Regions from separate parts of the Mus musculus genome. Here all the other regions are linked to region 2. A link is a loop called in an ENCODE intact Hi-C map of the cell type or tissue named here. Cell type or tissue: gastrocnemius. All regions are shown on one strand. Region 1 holds the start of Foxo1 (forkhead box O1). Region 2 overlaps Gm30173 (predicted gene, 30173). Region 3 overlaps Gm40047 (a long non-coding RNA gene). Region 4 has its middle 17 kb from the start of Gm40047.

Region 1 (5,000 bases), 260 kb after region 2:
ACCCCAACCTCCACTGGTAGGGATGCCACAGTCCACACTGAGTCACCTGTCCTCTCCCTCCCACCGGAAAGGTAAACAAAGGCCTTAAACACCTAATTTATAAGTCTCCAATCCTCCTTCGAGGCAAAAAGGTCTTCCGTAATTCCCCAAGTGAGCACTTAAGACTTCCACCAAATACTCACTTCAGGGCTCCCAGACTTGCCCGGTCGTGGGTAGCTGCATGCTTTACGGTAAATCACTCCCCAACACTCACGCATAATCTGGTCACACACAGCAGCCTCTCGGCTTTCAATTAAATGCATACCTCCCCAAGCCAGCCCAACTGTGGAAGCCTTTCTCTGAGTGCAAAAAGTGTGGCCTCCCAGCCTGGAGGCACTGGCCCTTTAAAGGTTCTAGCTTCCTGTACACCCGGTCCCTCCCTCCTCGCCTGCTCCCGCCCCGGCCAAGGGTCACACTTGAACTTTAGATTGCCCAGAGCCTAAAAGCCTTGGCCACCCACTTGCGCGCGTCCGAAACCGTACCCAGTGAGTGGGAACGCTCGACCACCTGCTCAGTGCCCAGGCCACTTTGGTTAAAACCAAATTTGCCCCGGCCTCCGCAACTTTCTGCAACCGCTGGCCCGCACACGGCTCAGCCAGCTGCGCGTTTGGCTATCCCAAAAGCTGCGGGAGCCCCGCGCCTGCGTGCGCGCGCGTGGGGGTGGGGGATGTCTCCAGTGCGCCCCGCACCTCCGCGGTCGGGTCCCGGGGAAACCTTGGCGGCCGAGGGTCGGGAGAGTGGGTGCGCGTGTGGGTGGAGGAGTCGCCCGACCCCCTCGCAGGAGGTCTGGAGTGTCAAATGGAGAGGGACCTTGGAAGCGAACCCCTCGCTCCAACAACTAAGCTAACTTTCACGCCTGCTCTGCCATTTCACTTAAGTTCCCAAACGAGCCCTGCCCGGGTCTCTCTAGAAGTCCCTCGCCTGCACCTGGTCCAAATTTGGCTCTGGGTCTCCGGGAAGCCCCCGCCACACCTGCCATTTCTCGCCCCGCTCTCTCCGTGCGCCCATCATTTCCGGGCCCCGAACACCCACACTGCCGACCCTCCGCCGGCCCCAACACATCCCCACCCCACCCCCCAGGGCCGCCCAGAGGCCGTTCACCTTCCAGCCCGCCGAGCTGTTGCTGTCGCCCTTATCCTTGAAGTAGGGCACGCTCTTCACCATCCACTCGTAGATCTGCGACAGGGTGAGCCTCTTCTCGGCTGAGCTCTCGATGGCCTTGGTGATGAGGTCGGCGTACGACAGGTTGCCCCACGCGTTGCGGCGCGACGAGCTGGTCTTGCGCGGCTGTCCCGCGAGTGGCCCCGCGGCGGCGGCAGCGGAGGGAGGCACGGGTGGGGGCTGCGACAGCGGCCCGGTCGGTGGGGGCTGTGGCGGCGCTGGGTGCACGCAGCCCGCCTCGGGGCCCTGGAAGTCCCCGCACAGGCCCCTGCTGGCCGCAGCCGCCGCCGCCACGGCCACGCAGCCTGGCGCCCGCGCGAAGTCCTCACTCTCCTCCAGCAGGCTCAGGTTGCTCATAAAGTCGGTGCTGACAGCGGACGCCGAGGCCAGGCTCGCCGCGGCGTCGGGGTTGGCGGCCGCGCCGCCCGACGGCGCCGGACTGGAGGTGGTCGAGTTGGACTGGTTAAACTCCGGCCTGGGCAGCGGCCAGGTACAGGAGCGCTGCCGGGGCAGCGGCTCGAAGTCCGGGTCGGTCTCCACCACCTGGGGCGCTTCGGCCATGGTGCCCCCGCCCCTCCCCCACCAGCAGAGAAGTACCGGGAGACGCGGCCACCGGGGGCGCGGAGCGGGCGACCCGAGTGTCGCTCCGAGATTGGGGGGCCGCGGACGGCGGACGCACGCCGGAGTCAGGCGCGGCGGGGCGCAGCGGACGGACGCGCCCAGAACTTAACTTCGCTGGGTCACCGGTGTCTAAGGAGCCTCCGAGTTCGTGCCTAGGACGGGGCACCGACCAGGCCGCGGAGCCCGGCAGCTCGGGCACCGCGCTCCCGCTGACAAGGGCCGCGGACGCCAAGGCAGACGGGCGGACGCTGCGGGCCGCTCTAGCTCTCCGCGGCCGCGCGACAGCGGCGCTGCTGCCTGTTGAATGTGGCGGCGGCGGGGACTGAAGCGACTCCGCAGACTCCCGTCTTACGGGATCTGCAGCGGGCTCCCCGCCCGCGGCGGCGCGCGCGCCGCCCCGCCCCTGACTGACAGGCTGCGCGGCCAATGGACGCGCGAAGTCTCCGCCGAAGCAGCCAATGAACGCGGGCCTGGGCGGGCGCTGCCTTCCCTCGGGAGGCGGCAGTAGGTTGGTGGGGGGCGGTGGGGTATTTTTCTTTCTCACACACTTTTTTTTTTTTTTCCAATCTCCGTTATTATTTTCTGTAATTCTCAAGTGTTTCTGAGTCTCTGGCGTCTCAGCGATCGGATTGCTAGGAGGCAAACCGGCGTGGAGGCGGCTACCATACTTTTGTTTACTACAGAGTGCAATCGAGTACTCCAGGCAGAGCCCAGACCCTGACTCCCGGGATGGCGCGGGGCCGCTGCGCGCTCCCGGACGCGACGTGGGCGGTGGGGCGCCTCGTGGATTCCACTCAAGCCCGCTCCGCCCACGCGTCTTCGCGCAGCTCTCGGGAAGTCGGTGGGGTTTGTTTTGGAGGAATGTTTTCTTAAGCTGGCATCTGCCCTGGCCGCCCCAGGCGCGCAGATCCTTCGGTGAAGACCCGTCGCTCTGCGGCTCCGGAGTAACCGCTTCCCACCCTACCTGTGCACACCTGCAAGACGAGCCTCTGCGGCTCGGTCCAGCCCCCAGCCTCCACTCATCCTGAACCCCAGAGAGGTGCGGCGCGGGGAGAACACTGTTGCACAAGCACCTAGCTCCAGTAGCGCCTCAGATCCGACGTCTTCTATGGGAACCGCTTTTCTGCCACGGGAATCTCACTTTTTCCTGAGGACCGGTGTGGTGGCTAAAGAGTCAGAGGAGCGCTTAGAGACAACTTTGTCACTTTATTACCCCTAATTAAGTTTAACTGCTTGCTTATTTCTTTTTTATTTAGCATGGAAGCGATGAGGTGTTGAAGTCGCAAAAGGAGATAAGCCCCAAGTGTTGGGGCACAGCTCCGCCCCTCAGTTCTTTAAACTCACAGAGTGAGCTCCCAGACCCGCGTATCTAACACACGTCCGGCGGAGCCAAAGGTAGAAAGACAGTGGTTCTTTTTGCCTTACAGAATAGAAGAAAATGTTCCCTCGCTTGATCCTCTGATTTGCTTTCTTTTTTAAAAAAAAAGAAATATGGGTGGCATTTTCTTTTATTGGCTAGGATGCTTTAGAATTGAAGATGCATATTAGGGCTTTAAATATGTCCAAAAACGCAGCTCCAAATGTCTTGTTGCGGTTGTACTTCGCTCTTCTTTCTTACGTGGAGTTTTTCTATGTAAAATGAGACTCCAAAAGAAAACCAGCCTTCTTACTCCTTCCACTTTGTCTCTAACGTCTCGCTAATCCAGGCCCCTATTCCCCTATTCATAATCCCTTTTTCTGAAACGGCTGCCTACTGATAAAAGTTTTGAGTGGCGATCCTGAACCAGAGGTGCCGAGGACAGTTTGGTTAACTGTCTCTTCACCTTGACTACAAAATTTGGCTTTGACAACCGCTGGGAGACTCGAGTAAATGGATGAGCCTAAGCAGGACCACAAAGAACAACCCTCTGGTGCTCCTTTGTAATCACACTCTGCCGAGGTGGGCCCACAGTCAGACAGCCGCACCCTACAAATAGGCGGAGCACTAGAGGACCATTCTTGGCGATGAAATCCAGCTGTGAATTTGGCCTTCGCCTCATTTCTGTTTCGGTTTCTCAGGGACTGTTGCGATGAGAGCATTTGGTTAAAGGAGTTTTCCTAAAGCTTTCCCCAGATCTTCAAATTCTCTAAGGCCACTGTCCCCAACTGTTTCTATAAGTGTCATAGTATAGGCTAGTGATACAGCCAAGGCTTAACAAGAGTGGGACCCTAAGCTCAATGCTAAGACCAAAAAAGAAAAGAGTCAGAGAATCTGCACAATCAATGCCCCCAATACAAAGGTTTGTATAACAGATGCACCTTAAACGGTTCATAGAGGTGATTATTCGTGGTGTGTGAAGTCAGTTTACTGAAGCGTGGGACGTCACTGAGCATCTTACTGGTTCCCTGCCTTTGCCTGGTACAAACTATTCTGTAAAGAACGACCATTCACACCCTTAACAAGTATGGAGACATGTGCAAAAATCGGAGTCTCTGGGAAAGCAGGCACGAAGTGCTTTGGGAATTTTGAAAGATACAGCCTTTGATAGAAGTTATGTCAGGTTAAACATTCTTTTCTGATAGCCCTATAAAAATGTTAAGGTTGGAAGTAAATGTGGAGGGTCTCTTTGGCCTCCTTTAATTGCTAGATAGTAAAACATGACACTTCTTGCTTCCCATCAATATTATCAATGCAGAAAGTATAAGCATCCTATAATACCAGTGTATCTATCAGTAGATGTCGTAGATGGTATGTCTTCTTCCTGCTAACCATGCATCGTGGTAATTCTAGTCATGTGAAGTCCACCAAGATGAGTGAAGTCTTCACTTACAAGATTAAGAAAACCGGACTAGGGACTTTGTCAGATGGTATCGTGTCTGCTGAGCATACACCGTGCCCTGGCTTCTAGCATAAACAGGAAAGATAGCCCTTCAGATGTGGAGGCAGGAAGATCAGGAGTTTAGGGTGCATTCCAAACTAGCCTGGGCTACAGGAGGTCCTACCCCCACCCCTACCCCCCAAAAAAAGAGAAAGAGAAAAGGAGGATTAAAAAAGCAAATTAGATACTTTCATAAAAGGCGTTTTAGTGGAAAATGTAAACAAGCCAGGTGTGGTGGCACAGCCATTAAACCAAGCCCTCAGGGAGGCAGAGGCAGGCAGAGCTCTTTGAGTTCCACGGCCAGCCTGTTTCACACAGTGA
Region 2 (5,000 bases):
GCAAACCAAGGACAAAGGTGCTTATGAACGCTCGGGAATGAAATGGCTTCTGGCTGAAGAAGAGCCTGGGACACTTGTTTCATCATTCTGCCAGTGACAACTGATATCAGAGGTGGCCCTAGGCACCTCTGGGTCTAAGAAACCAGTCCTGTGACCTCAGGGAAGCTATATAATCTCTCTGAGGTTTCTCTTTTCATCTCTTAAAGGGGAATGATATTTGCCCTAAAGGGTTGTTAGTCTTATATGAGATAAAATATGTGAAATACCCAACATAAAAGTTCTGGGAATAGTGACAATGGTGGAGACTATCATTTTAAGGAGAAATCCTTTCTGTGCATATCCAGGCTTTAGATCTTAAGTCCTCCACCATTCAAAGGAGCCCTAAAAGTTCACCAGAATAGTTAAACTGAAGCTATGTCCAATCTCTTTTTCTATGCCAGGCAGTCTCTGCACAAGACAATGGACTGAGTCTGACAGAAACATTCATGACAGATTCCAGGCCAGAGAGGGGGCAGTAGTGCAAGGCAGAGAGGCAGAAGTGCCACCTAAGCTTCATAATCAAATGGCCTGGGGGTGAGGGGACAATATAGCCATTGCTGGTATCATGGAAGGAGAAGGTATTCTCTGGAATCAATGAGTGTGGCACCAGAGAATCTGAGCTTAATTATACCTTTGATAAATCATATTTTAAGGAAAATTGCAAGTGGCCATGCTCTGCACTGATAACCCTAGTCTAGTACAATTGATCCATAGGATACACTTGACCAAATCAATAAGCCACTGTCTAACTAAGGGATCAGGCTCTGCAGCAGTGCCTACCGAGCCATTCAAAGGCAGCAGGAAGAACAGCGAATGAACTGGGGCAGGTGGCCAGGCTGAGCCAGAAGCCCGGTGGCAGACTTTGAAAGGAAGTCAACAAGACTAACTTGGAAAATATCTCAGCTGATAAAGTGGTTGCTTTGCAAGCATACAGACATGAGATCAGACCCCCAGAATCCCCCAACACAAAAACGTCAGGAATGGTGCCACAAACCTGTGATTCCAGTGCGGAAGAGGTAGTGATGGCAGATAGGTCCCCAGGACTTGCTAACCAGCCAGCCTAGCCTCATGAGTGAGTGTCCAGCCAACAATAATATGGCAGATGGTGCTCCTAAGAAATGACATCCAAGTTGTTTTCTGGCTCTTCCATGTCCATGCAAACACGTGCACACGTGAACACATGCATAGATACATAAATTAAATTGAAACTCAAAATTTTTAAAAGGAAGTCGGTATGTGGTACATGGCCACCATACATATGGGCTATAAGAGATCCAGAAGGAGAAATGAAGCTAAAATAGAAGGAAATACTGTCTACCTAAGGGAGAGAGAAATTGGGCAGTCTGAGGAAAGGCAGAGAAAGAAGAGATGGAAAGAGAGACTGGATGACAGACACGGGAACCACCAAACCTCACTGAGGAGAAGGCAGACGTGTTGGCTGGTGTCTAGTCTTGAGTCTGGACACGGGGCTGCTAAGTATGAGAGATCTCCAAGAGGAGAGAATGTGGGCTGGGCCCATAGAGCCCAGACAGTCTGGAGGAGACAGGTCAAAGCTGTCAGATCTTTACTTCCAAAACTACCAATGTTTTCTTTCTGATGATTTTTTTTTAGCTTTGTTTTTGATTGACACATAGTAAAGTGCACATTTGGATGGTACTGAGATGTTTTGATGCCTCTGTACAATGTGTAGGGATAATGGAATGATCAGCATATGTATAATTTCAAATATTTTTCATTTTATTGTTCTAAGAACATTGCTGAAAACCCTCTCTTCTGTTTTGAAACATATGCCGCATTGAGTTACCTACAGTCACTCTGCTGTGTAGAAGAACCAAACATCCCTCCTATCTACTTGAAACGCTGTACCCATGATCGACCCACTTCTCCCATTTCCCGTCTCTCTTCTTCCCCACAACCTCTGGTCAACCACACTCTATCCTCAACTTCTATGACAAAAACATCTTTAGCATTGTTCTTAACATGAAGACAAAAGCGATCCGTGTCCCTGCTCATCATCCTGCTTTTCTTCCCCTGGGTCATCTAAGTTCTCTGGAAAGTGTCACACAGTTTGCACAGTAAGAAGAGGTGGAAGTGTTCCAGAGGTGCTCTGAGGGCACTCCGATAGGAGCTGGGACTCCCAGTCGAAAGACGTACAGAACTCAGAATATGTTGTTTAGTAGACAAGACATAGCTGATGTCACCCCACCCATGTGAGAAGGTCTTTGGGGAGAGTGTGTAAGGGGACTTAACCTTTGCCCCTGCCTTGGCTCCTGCCGTGATCTTGAGCAACTGACTTAACCTATTTGGACATCTGTTTATAAATTTGCAAACAGTGGAGGCTGAGTTGGATGTGATCCAAGCTTATTTGCAGCACTAACACGCTAAACTCTGCAGTTCTACCAACCCATGGTTATTTATACATCAGACTTTCTCAAAACACCCAAGAGGTATCAGCATTGTCGGGCATGTCAATAATATTTTATGTATTATATTACTATGAAGGGAATGGATTATTTATCTTCCCTTGGTACAATTTGTACTTTCCTACAATTCAACACGCACAGGAAAGCTCTCCTCCTCTCAACTCACAAAGCACTTGATGCCTCTTAGTGTTCTCAGCACATTCTGCTATAACCATAGTATGGTTATTCATAAAAATGCCACATTGTCCAGAACTGGTACTGAAGATGTGCTTGTTTATGTCCTCAACCTACAGTCGAAGAAAATGGGAAACACGAGAGGAGCTTTTTTTATAGGGCTCTCATCCTGTGCTTCGCCAACGCTCCAACTTTCCAACTTTTAATAAGTGAGCCCAGTTCATGGCCAAAGACCCCAGTGGTAATTTCTAGAGTATCTGGGAGTCATGGGACACAAACAAGGAAGGCAGCTGCTGGGAGTATCAGAAGACAAGGGACAGCAGAAGCTCCTACCCAGGCGCTGGCTCTAGGTTTGAGATGACATCTAGTTATGGAAAATGGAACAGGACGCTGAGCCAAAGGAATGATGTCAAATGTCAAGCATTTTTTTTTCAGCTGAAAAATAAAGGAGAAAGAGAGAGGCACAGACAGACCGACAGACAGACAGACAAAAAGAGAGGAGAGAGGCTGGGGGGCTCTATCACCTATTCAATCAAGGAACTATTCCCTAAACTGTACTTTCTTGTCAGTTGTATTTTCTAATCAATCATCCTGCAAGACATGTTAAGCAAGGACTCAGTGTTATTTCGTCAAGTTTCCATGGCCTTATAACATTGGGGGCGCCTCTTGGAGCGCCTGTTCTCTGTTGCTTTTTTTCCCTCAATTCCCCAAAGCAGAGGGGCTCCCTCCTTCAGCCAATTCTCCTGCCAATGCCCCAGGTCTCTATTAATAGTCAACTTCCTATTGACACCATGTCCTAACCCTGGCACATGGCTGCTCTATCTTCTGGCTTCACTCTCCTACAACACCTCTAAGGGACAATGGCTTCCTTTGTCACCAGTGATCCCTGAGATTGCTGGGGTCAAGAGCCTTTGACTCCTTTCTCATCCTGCTACTTAGGCCACTTCCGGCTCCTCCCCTCCTCACCCCTCACCCTAACCCATCTCAGCAATCCTCTATAGGGTTGCTCACGTCCCAGAGACCCTTCTTCCACAGTTGACGACTATCCTAGAAGCATGCACAGATGAGAGACATTGACCCAAGACCATCTTGGTCACACAGTGGGTGCCAGAACAGTGGCTAATTGCTTGCCCAGCACTTCCCTGAGGGACAGATAGACAGACAACCACATGGTCCAGAGCTACTTGCTATTGGCTGAAAAAAGAAAAAAAAAAAAAAAAAACAAAAAACAAAAAAAAAACAAAAAAATATAGTTAACTCTCTTGGCATAGTAGTAAAATGGGAGGCTGTTGAGGGCTCAGAGGTCTGTGGGTGGTGCCAAGAAGCCTGTGTAGCGCAGTCCCAGGATGCTGAAAGAAGCTAAAGAGGCCAGCCTTCCAGGAGAGAAAAACCAAGTCAATATCACCAGGCTGCTAATGCCTCCAGCTCTCGCAGTGACAGGAACAGGATGTTCCAGGGTGGCTGCACCCTGGAGCCAGTCTCTATCAATCATAGCTTGGAACATCCAGCTTCAGGCTGCAACTAGCTCCTGAGAGGGCTCTCTTTCACCTCCTTGCTAAGCTTTTGTTTTGCTACCAAATTCTTATTGACACTCCGGAAACGAGAATCGTTTTAGGTTTCATCATTAGAGTGGCTTGGTGTACCACGCATCGGCAAGACAGCTGGGACGACCCAGGACTTCGACCGCCCCCCCCCCCAGACACCCCACCCCCAACCCCCGTTGGCTGTTGTTTATTCATCCTTCTCGATGACTGGCATGAGTTCAGGTTGTCACACAGGTCTTCTCCAGAACATCTGGCCAGTTGTTTATCTTCCCAGCTTTGTGACAGTTGGCAGTCACCCATCTTTGGCTCCCTTTGACCTCCCACAAGAAGTCCAACCTTTAACTGGGTGTTTAACTTCGGTGCTGTGGAAATCAACTTGAAAGGAACTTACGTGACTGCCCTGCCTTTTGTCACCTGTCCCTTCTTAGGCAGTGCATATCTGCTCTTGCCCTATCTGTGTTCTCTCCCACATCAAGTTTTCCAAGGATCACCATAAGGATCGACCACATAAGTAATATCCCAACAGGATTTCTCCCACAGATTAGGAGTCTTTTCCTCGGTTTACATTTCAGCAAAGATAGACCCAATTTCCAAACTAACCTTCTGGGCTGACAATGAAGATTCACCATGGACTTCTCACAGACCCACCCACTCTTTTCTCTACCCCACTCCCTAACCTCTCTAGTTTACCTTTTCTATAAAGTCATACTTGCCTTCTAAGTGGCAGTACAGTGTTTTCGGGAAGCTTCTGTGATTTGATGCGGTCTTCTCTCTGCCCTGTATCCTTCTTCTTTGGTTCCATTCAGCTGCTTCTGGTATC
Region 3 (5,000 bases), 55 kb before region 2:
TAGATAAAACCAAACAGGAGTATTTTAGTTTATAAGCTAAGGATTCAGTTACAAACTAAAATACCCAAAAGAGGACTTTAAAAATTAGAAATAGGTTTCTTGGGCCTGGAGAGATGCCTCCGTGAGTTAGCCAGCTATTGCTCAAGCATGAGGCTCTAAGTTCAAACCTCCAGAAGGTAAAAAAGATAGAAGTGGCAATACCTGTCTGCAGGCCTCATGTCCCGACAGTCATTTGGAAGGCAGAGGCAGCTGGAGGCCTGGAAGCTTCCAGACCAGTTAGTCTGGTGTGGTGTCTCAGATGACAGGGACAAACGATACGGAAGTGAGGCTTGGCATGGAGTTTGTCCTCTGACCACCAACACAAGTGTTGTGGCAGGCATACACCAGCACTTATATACACATCACACAGGCCCACATACATGCATTTAAAAAAAAAAGAAAAGAAATGGAGACATAAAATAAATAAAAAATATTTAAAAACTTCTTACCATGACTTTTTGTTATGGGCTACCATTAAATTTTTAAAAACTTGTATCAGATTTTATAGGCATGTGACTCACAAGCACTTTAAAGGGGGAAAATAGAATGCCTGGCTTTCTTTTCTTCATCAATCCAAATTTCCAATGAGCATGCTTGTCTTAGTGGAAGCTAGTCAGATTTGGAAAATTCAACCTTTGCTAAAGCTGCTTTAAGTGATATTAGAGGGACAGAGACACACATCTGTGTGAGTCACATGGTCACTCGCTTCTGCTAGGACTGTCTGAGCTTCTGATTGCCTTTGGTTTTATTGCACCGCCTATATGTAACAGTTTTCGGAGCCTAGGGACAGGAACTGATCTTCAAGATGACATCTCAGCAAATTCAGTGAGAAGTTATCACCTATCTCTCTGATCAACCTAGCACAGAGCTGCCAGCGCCTGACCACACTCACTTCACTAAGTTAACATGTCGTGTGATAATAAAATCATGCAGTAGGTAATGTGAGAGAACACACAAACTCTCTACAGATGCAGTCTGCAAGAGGAAGCAGGCACATGTACACACATCCCTAATCCTGGAGCTGACGGGTTGGTGCAGCAGGTAAAGACTAGAGTTCAAACCTGGCGTCCATATAAAAGCTGAGAAACTGCCTCACAGTGGTCCCCTGATTTTCACAAGAATGCTATGACACCGGCACATCTCTCACACACAATCATTTATAAAAACAAAACAACAACAACAACAAAAAAAAAACAGCAAAGTTCTAGACATTGTGTTTCGGAGGAAACAGGAGCACTGAAGGAGGCTTGCTCTGGAACAGAGATGACAATACACACAGATGCTCGCTGAATTCAAGCCATGAATTCAAGCCACTCGCCAGTGTCTAACTCCTGAGAGTTATATTTCATTCTAATTAAGAGGAATTATTTGGTTTCTAAACTAGGTCACTGGTTCTTCAGAGCACAAGAAAGAAGAAGGAGAAGAAGAGGGGAGGAGGAGGAAGAGGGGAAGGGGAAGGAGAAGGGGAAGGGGGAGGGGGAAGGGGAGGAGAAGGAGGAGGAGAAGGAGGAAGAGGAAGAAGGGAAGAAGAAGAAGAAGAAGAAGAAGAAGAAGAAGAAGAAGAAGAAGAAGAAGAAGAAGAAGAAGAAGAAGAAGAAGAAGAAGAAGAAGAAGAAGAAGAAGAAGAAGAAGAAATTGGCAAACTATTCTATTTAATTCCTAAATTTGCACACTGATTGTAATTAGCTTGTCTTCTGGGAACATGAGGAGAAGGTAACAAAGCTCTCCTCCCTCTGGTGAAGTAAAAGCCGAATTGGTAACTTGGCTTCCTAGAGGGGTGGGGAAGGAAGAGACACAAGCAGAAATCCACTGCCAATGCCAAGAACACAGAGGAGAGGAGACAGTAAGTAGGCCTACTGAGACAAACCCCAGGTTCCCCTGAAACCTGGCATTTCCTCTAGACCCTCCCAACACTGTGAAGGCCAAACACAAAACTGGCCCTCAGAGTCACACATTTGACTTGGAGAACAAAGCTAGACATAATACGGAGGATACTGTTTGTAGATACGTTTGCAACTTTGCTCAAATGCCCTCTTGACTGTGTGTTACTAATAGTTATCAATATTGGATTGTGAAGTACTTCCTACAAAATTCCTTTTAACCTACAGGAGGTGTTTTCTTTACAGTGAAGTGTGGTCCTGGGAAGAGAAGACCTGCTCTGTTAAACAAGCCTCGCTGGGGAAGTTCCTGAGGAAGAATTCAGCTGAAATGCACCACCTGTTTGCATATGTGGATGCATTAACTCCCCCACAAGGATCAGAAAGGTCAGGGTTGACATTTTCTGAAGCCTTACTTCCTATTTTATAGACATATTTATTGGTCAAATAGATAGGACAGCAACTTTCCCTATGCCAGCAGTGCAAGTGTAAAGACCAGAGTTCAAATCCCCATCACCCATGCAAAAAGTTGGCACAGTCATGCATGGCTGTAACCCCATCACCCGGTGTGAGCCAGGGGTGCGTAGGAATGAGAATGGGCGACTCGAGGAACCCTAGCACTTGCTCCTCATCAGCCTAGATCCAAGTTCAGCGAGAGACTCTGTCTCAAGGGAATAGCCAGTGAGTCTATAAGGCAGGAGGCTCACCTTCCAATGCATCTACAGCAAAAGAGAGAGGTTACATAGCTATGGAGTGAACTACAATGGCTTCAACCACAGTGCAAAACTACACTGTGACTGTTTTTAGAATTCAATCTGGCAACAGCAAAAACAATGATAAAAGTCATTGTGATTACAACAAAATGAAAAGAGAAATACAAGTTGCCTGAACACAAAACAAACGGAATCAGTTGGGTCTTTTGGTTTACTGAAAATGTAGCGCCTTCTCTCTCTCTCTCTCTCTCTCTCTGTCTCTCTCTCTCTGTCTCTGTCTCTCTCTCTGTCTCTCTGTCTCTCTCTCTCTCTCTCTCTCTCTGAATGCAAAGATAATGTGGATAAGTCAGAGCACTAGGTGCCATGTTTGCTTTGCAATGGAAATGGAAATCTGAAGCCTGAAATAATACAGCCCCCATGGCAAGCCAAGTTTCCAGTCACCACACTATCAAGTCACTTCAAAGCCTGCGATTAGACTTTAAGCCTTTGAAGCCTTTGGTCTCAGACTGAAGCATCTCTCAGCAAGTTTTGGATTTTTCACATGCTCAAAAGCACAATGCATTCCCAAGTAGTCAGTGCTGAGTAGTGTTGCAGTAATTTCCAACCCCAATGAGCCTATATAGAAAACACCAACCTTCACTTATTCCTCAGCCATGAGACCCTCTGCTACTTGCAGTTTTCCCTGGCCATGTGGTTCGGCTCCATATTGGCTTCCACCTCTCACTCCTCCCTCTCCCATCTCCTCCTCTTCTCCTCCTTCCCCACCTGCCTCTGCTCTCCAGTCCCATCTTTCCCTTCCACTGTACAATCATAGGCTCTAGTCTTTATTTGATCAGTTAGAATGGGGAGAAGATTCACATGAGATCACCTGAGGACGTGGTCTACTCCTAGTCAGGGGCAGACACTCTTGAGGAAGCAGAATTAACATCAGAATCAAACATTAACATCATTAACAGCAAACAGCAACAGAGCAACTCACAACAGAGTAGTAGATGGTACTCTTTTGAGCCTGTAGGTGTCTATGGTTGAGGACAGCCTGATCATTCCTGTAATAATAGTAAGTTGTTTAATCCAGTATTTTGGGAAAGTGCTGCATAAGGTGCCAAGTACAGTCAGCTATGCTTCCCATTAATCTATACCTACATTGCTCTTTAGTATAATAACAAATAGATTCATAGATGCATAGATAGATAGATAGATAGATAGATACATACATACATACATACATACATACATACATACATACATATGGATAGATAGATACATAGATACATAGATACATATGGATAGATAGATGCATAGATAGATAGATAGATAGATAGATAGATAGATAGATAGATAGATACATAGATAGATAGATAGATAGATAGATAGATAGATACATACATACATACATACATACATACATACATACATATGGATAGATAGATACATAGATAGATACATAGATACATAGATACATATGGATAGATAGATGCATAGATAGATAGATAGATAGATAGATAGATAGATAGATAGATAGATAGATACATAGATACATAGATACATAGATAGATACATAGATACATAAATACATAGATAGATACATAGATACATAGATAGATAGATAGAGAGAGAGAGAGAGAGACTGAAAAAGGAAAGCTGAGTCAGCCAACAACATATATAGCTATAAAACATATGTTGTCTTTATACTAATGATTGTTTTCTTCTAGAATAATAACCATGACTTTCAGAGAACTCAGTTATATATTAGAAGACAGTAGGGGAAACAATGCGGTTTAGATAGGACAGAGTCAGCAGCAGCAAAGACCCAACAACAGTAGAAGGATGTGATGCATGAAGTAGTATTAGAGCCTAGGGTTTAGTTGAACTGATGGAGGGAAAGGGAGAGAATCAGACAGAGAGGGACAGAGGGTGAGAAAAGAGAAGAACAAAGAAAGAAAAAAATAAATGAGTGAAAATATCAAGAAAGAATGGAAATGTATACCTTAGTATAGCAAGAAGACTAAACAAATAGTGATTATGGGCATTTGGGCTTTGGAAATCTAAGCTTAAAAATCCTAAAATGATGGTGTATTACTGCCCTTTCATCAATTTCTCTCCAGCGTAAGTACAGCCTCAGTATAAGTGGAACAGTGTAGCTTAAATGTAGAAAAGACATGACCAGGTTTCAGTAACACAATACCAGCCATCCTAGTTCATTACAAAAGAGAAAACTATTTATGCTCCATTGAACTGCCCTTTCATCTTAAATGTTAAGTGTGAGATTGCAATTTATATTTAATTATTTTTATGTACAAATACCGCTATGCCTGCAGGTGGCTCTCTACAAAGTGAGGAGGCAGCTGCAGTTTGATTATACTTAGACTAT
Region 4 (5,000 bases), 68 kb before region 2:
AATGGGATCTGATGCCCTCTTCTGGTGTGTCTGAAGACAGTGACAGTGTACTCATATACATTAAAGAAATCATATTAAAATATTTTTTTAAAAAGAGCCACTTTGATCTCAATCCAGTCTGTCACATTACTGAGGGCTTAAAAAACTACTGAACAGTGCAAAAAACCCCATGTCCCTTGATTAAATATTAGCCGGGCAGTGGTGGCTCACGCCTTTAATCCCAACACTTGGGAGGCAGAGGCAGGCTGATTTCTGAGTTTGAGGCCAGCCTGGTCTACAAAGTGAGTTCCAGGACAGCCAGGGCTACACAGAGAAACCCTGTCTCGGAAAACAAACAAACAAACAAACAAACAAACAAAACAAAAAAATAGGGTATTAGAAGACGTGGTGTTTTGAGTGAGCCAGGATAATAAGAATATGATCTTTCTGCCAGCATGTGAGTTTGAGTGAAATTATATTCTTCAAATGCCTAGCATACTGCTAATTACCTAGTGCTCAGTCATGTGGGCCACTGTGTCTGTTGTCACCTTTAAAGTATGAGTGACAGTCCCTAGGCTTTGAATCATCAATACCTGAAGGCAGAATCAGGAACTGATGCAGAAACTGGCTCAGATACCATGGTCAAAGAAGGCACCGTCATTCCTGATTTCCAAAATGATTTGTTGATTTCTGGCCTAACGACACTGCTTGATGTAGGTGACACCGCTTTCACCATGGTCTCTTCAGATGCGTGCTGACTCTGTGCTACAACCTTCAGTAGACACAGCAGAATGGGGACTTTGGTACTTCATGGTACTTCATCTCTTCACACACAGCTGACGAGGTCATGGGGATCTGATACCCCTGAACTCTCATCAGGGCCCAAGCTGCTGCCTAACAAAAATAGTTGTGACTAGCAAATTCCTTCCCCAGCCTTGATTTTAGTGTCTGCTCTTGATCCTGCCATTTCTTTTACACCTTGATGCTATACTTTGCTTTTCTTCTTAGTTCCTCTCTGTTGTCCAGTCTCAACCTCCACTGTAGAAGAAAAATTCTCTTCTCTATACTCACACTCCCAGCCCAGTGTAAATAACAATTAGCTTTCTCCAGATACAATCCCAAGAATTTTTTTTTGCTATCACAAATGTGACACACCAGCCAATCAACTCTGGAACCAACTAGGAGCTTGTTGGAAATGTAGACTACTGTGTCTCATCCACAACCTATATACCTGAGTCTGTATTGACAAGGTCTCCAGGGAATTCATGTAGGCATTTAAGTTGAGAGGCACTAGGCACATACCCTCCACTCCCCCTGTTAATGATACTACCTAATTAACTTACTGGAGCGCAGTCACATGCCATTTCCAACATCAAAACCTTCAAGCTTCCCTTCTGCATACCAAGTCATAAAATGTTAATATCTATTATGAATATGCTTGGAACCTTGCAAATACTGAGATTTTATTTAGCCTCTTTACCTAAGATCATGTGCGATTGATCAACATTGTGTGGTGACACTCCAAATGTCCCAAATCCAGCCATAAATTAATAAATTAGTTAGGGTTCTCCAGAGAAAAAGAACCATAGATGATATACAATATAGAAGTGGAGGGCTTGTGTATATACTAGACAAATACAGAGATGAGAGAGAAGAGATTATAGGAGCTGGCTCACAAAATTATGGACGAGATAGATTCTCATCAACTGTGCAAGCAGAGAAATCACAGAAGCCAGTGGCATGTTTTGATTTGATTGAGCTCAGGGCCTGAGAACCAAAGGAAACCAACGGTGTAAGTCACAGTCCAAGTTTAAGGGCGTGTATGAGGGTGATGTCCCCACGAAGACCTGAGAAGGTGGGTGTTGCAAATGAAACAGGAAGTAGATTCCTTTCCTGTCCATCACATTGTCCTTTCCAGGCCTTCGACAGGCTGAATGAGGCCTGTGTTGTAGAGGGTGATGCTCCTCAGTCAGTCTATGATTCAAATGCTAACTCCTGAAAGCAACCACATAGACACACTCAAAAGGAACACTGTGTCTGCTCTCTGAGCATCCTTTTCTGGTCAACTAGGTATACAGAATAAAGCATGCATGTATTGCTGCTTCTCAGCAGTCATCCTGGTGAGGCCACCACCACTTCTTGCCTAAAATATTGTACAGTCTCTTGTCTGGCCTCTCCATTCTTGTAATACAACAATTGTCTCCTCGAAAACTAACTGGTTTGTGTCCTAGCCCTATCCTAATTTGTGTTTCTGGTTATCCTTAGACTAGAGAAAATAAGTAAAAACACAACAATAACCATCTCTCATTAAACTGTCTTGACTGTCTCCAGGAGCCTAACTCCTCGTTCTTGGAGTCACCCATGTTAGCCTTTATACCACCCCTCAAACATAGGATCGCTATTACCCCTGCAAGCCTAGTTCTCTGACTCTTCAGGCCTAGTGTGCCCACTCCCAGTTTTCATCTCTGATCACGCCCCTAGCTGGTCTAAAGCATTGACTTGGCTCTCCAGCACTTGTCTCATCAGACTTCACCTCATCCTTTCCCTTCACAGCAATTATCATTACCTGAAACCACATCATGTCCTTCCTTCCAGCTGGTGTGTGTGTATGTGTATGAGAGAGAGAGAGGAGAGAGAGAGAGAGAGAGAGAGAGAGAGAGAGAGAGAGAGAGAGAGAGAGAGAGAGATCAGACTCTCTAACATATCAACTCTTAGAGCAGGATGTCTGATATACAACCCACAGAGGGGTAGAGACTCACAGGTGCAGAACTACTGTCATAGAGACTAGAGCACTGGCTCCCTCAATAACCCCACAGTCTGGCTATTAAATTAATATTTTTTGAAAGAATTGGTTGAAAACATCACTCCCTTTACTTTGAACCTCAGTGTTGTGACCTCTAGCTGAAGCATTGCCCCTCCACTCTACTGGGGGATTTTCAAATGTTTAATAGTTTGTCTAGAATTAGTTAGCTAGTAAATTATAACATTATACCCCAACTTGTATGTCACTTTCTCATAAGTCATAAGTCCAACTTTTATCTAATTTTCCATCCCTTCAAAGTTTTGTCCCACACTTCTTGACATGGCCCTGTTCCCTCTTTAGTCCTTTCTGCTGCTGCTGCTGCTGCTGGTCTGATTATCTTGGATGTTCCTGGTTTCCTAACCTATTTGGTGTGTAAAAATTCCTGCTCTACCTAGAAATTATGTAGAATATAATTTCCTTTCTGCAAGAGTACTGAACTCAGGTGCTCCTTCCCATCTTGGGTTCCCACCTGTCTTCCTGCAAACTTTCCTTATTATATAGTATTGCAATCTGCTTTTTCTTATGGGTATAAGTTGAAGGAGGAAAAGGAAGATACAGAGAAAGAACGTTACAGCCTGTAGTCCTCTTCGCCTACCCTGCTCCTAGCATGTGTCTCTGGAAGGGCTCCCTGCTTCCTTCATAGATTTCTAAGACCAGCCTTGTCACACATGTGAACGTCTTCTTTTTCCATAATATTTCTAAGATAAAAGGCCTCACATTGAAATCGTGTGGGTCAAGTGAATCCAGAAAATCTGAATGGCATTGGATAAAGAGCTTGAACAAAAATGTAGAAAAAAACTACTGGGGTGGTTTGAATAGGACTAGCCCCCATAGATCCATGTGTTTGAATGCTTGGCACTATAAGAGGTATGGCCTTGTTGGAGAAAGTGTGTCACTGTGGGGACAGGGCTTCAATCTATGACTGTGTGGCACACAATCTCTCCTTGCTACTTATGGATCAAAATCTAAAATTCTCAGCTACTCCAGCACCGTGTCTGCCTGCATGCTGTCACTGAAAGTCAGCCCCAATTAAATGTTTTTCTTTACAAGAGTTGTGGTGGCCATGGTATCTCTTCACAGCAATAGCACCTAACTAAGACACTATCACAGGCTCTTATACATGAATCCACTGACTTGATTTTAGGTTTCAGAGAGAAGCAAGGGACAGAAATATCCATACACTGCTCAGTTATGTGAGAAGACAGAAAATAAGATGATATATTAAGAGAGATAGAGAGAAAGAACAAGCGATTTTACATTCGCTTCATCTATTGAGACTATGAGGATATATTCAGCTCTGCATTTGCCCAAGGCTTGATCTACTGGCAGTCTCAAGGTAGGATGATGGTTGCTACAAAGACACGGTTACCTAATGAAGCTCACCAGCAATTAGCTGAAGAGGGTGACAGTTCTTAGCCTGCGATGGCTCATTCACTTACTGAAAATAAATGAGCATCTATTCTTGAGCATCATTATAAGTGCACTGATTTGTATACTAAATATTTAACGGGTTTAGAACAGTAAAAATTATATCAGAATCACAGTAAGGCAAGGCAATCAGTATATTGGTTCATTAATTCATCCAGCAAAAATTTGTGAAGATTTGCTTACTAAAAGCTAGAGGTTACATCCATAAACAAGACAAGATCACTTTCTCATTGGAGCTGACACTGCAGAAAGGCCATGAAATGAGAAAGCCAGTATGCACCAGAGATCTGAGATATTCCATGAGCAGATATATGTGCATCCCCCACCTTCTCTGTCAGTCCTTTGCAACACTTCAGAAGTGCAATAGCAAGGTTGGAATTTGCGTATTCAAGCAGGCACGGTACCCACACCTAAAAGAAGCACTGAGGTGCATCTCATGCGGACACAGAAGCACAGTACGCCCTCAACGTGCTTTCTCGACTGCAGAATAAAGAGCTATTTTCTGAAATGAGATTTCTTTTTTCTACCAGAAAAAGATTTCATTGAGTATCAGTTAAAGTATATTTTTATTTCATGTTTTTTAACCAACTTAAAAATCGGGGGCCATAAATTTCATTTAATAGGCAGTTCCACTGGAGAGGACTGGAGGGCCAACTGTCAATTAGGTGTTGCATAAAAGGATGCAAATGCCTCATAAAAATGATTGAAGAGCATACTAATATATTAACCGTGTCATTCTTTCCACACTGTTACACACCATAGAATAATAACAAACACATTTAAAAGATGG

The links. A loop is a pair of places that touch in the nucleus more often than their neighbours do. Peaks named below come from ENCODE experiments on the same cell type or tissue, not always from the same donor. Only the 100,000 strongest peaks of a DNase experiment are listed, where the experiment ranks them.
Region 1: a loop joins it to region 2, with 3 times the contacts of the local background. A loop is called at or near these places in 7 of 42 quality-filtered maps.
Region 3: it touches region 2 in a loop (2.0-fold over the local background); 3 of 42 quality-filtered maps call a loop at or near these places.
Region 4: it touches region 2 in a loop (5-fold over the local background); 4 of 42 quality-filtered maps call a loop at or near these places.

Annotation. Positions count from the first base shown.
Region 1 is chr3:52,265,563-52,270,562 of GRCm38, reverse strand. Foxo1 (forkhead box O1) reads right to left here and starts at 2,226. Exons shown (of 3, transcript NM_019739.3): 1 at 1,141-2,226. The coding sequence starts at 1,761. In gastrocnemius, a CTCF peak has its summit at 2,114; DNase peaks (open chromatin) are centred at 1,377, 1,781, 2,242, 2,585 and 3 more places; H3K4me3 peaks cover 4,097 bases; H3K27ac peaks cover 4,196 bases.
Region 2 is chr3:52,526,643-52,531,642 of GRCm38, reverse strand. All of the region lies in intron 1 of Gm30173 (predicted gene, 30173), which reads right to left. Among named protein-coding and RNA genes, the nearest start is that of Gm30173, 12 kb to the right of the region's middle. In gastrocnemius, no CTCF peak of the experiment used is centred here; DNase peaks (open chromatin) are centred at 889, 1,061 and 2,268; H3K27ac peaks cover 4,422 bases.
Region 3 is chr3:52,581,883-52,586,882 of GRCm38, reverse strand. The region is part of intron 2 of Gm40047 (a long non-coding RNA gene); the gene reads right to left. Among named protein-coding and RNA genes, the nearest start is that of Gm40047, 4.2 kb to the right of the region's middle. In gastrocnemius, no CTCF peak of the experiment used is centred here; no DNase peak of the experiment used is centred here.
Region 4 is chr3:52,594,759-52,599,758 of GRCm38, reverse strand. No RefSeq gene overlaps it. Among named protein-coding and RNA genes, the nearest start is that of Gm40047, 17 kb to the right of the region's middle. In gastrocnemius, no CTCF peak of the experiment used is centred here; no DNase peak of the experiment used is centred here; H3K27ac peaks cover 1,373 bases.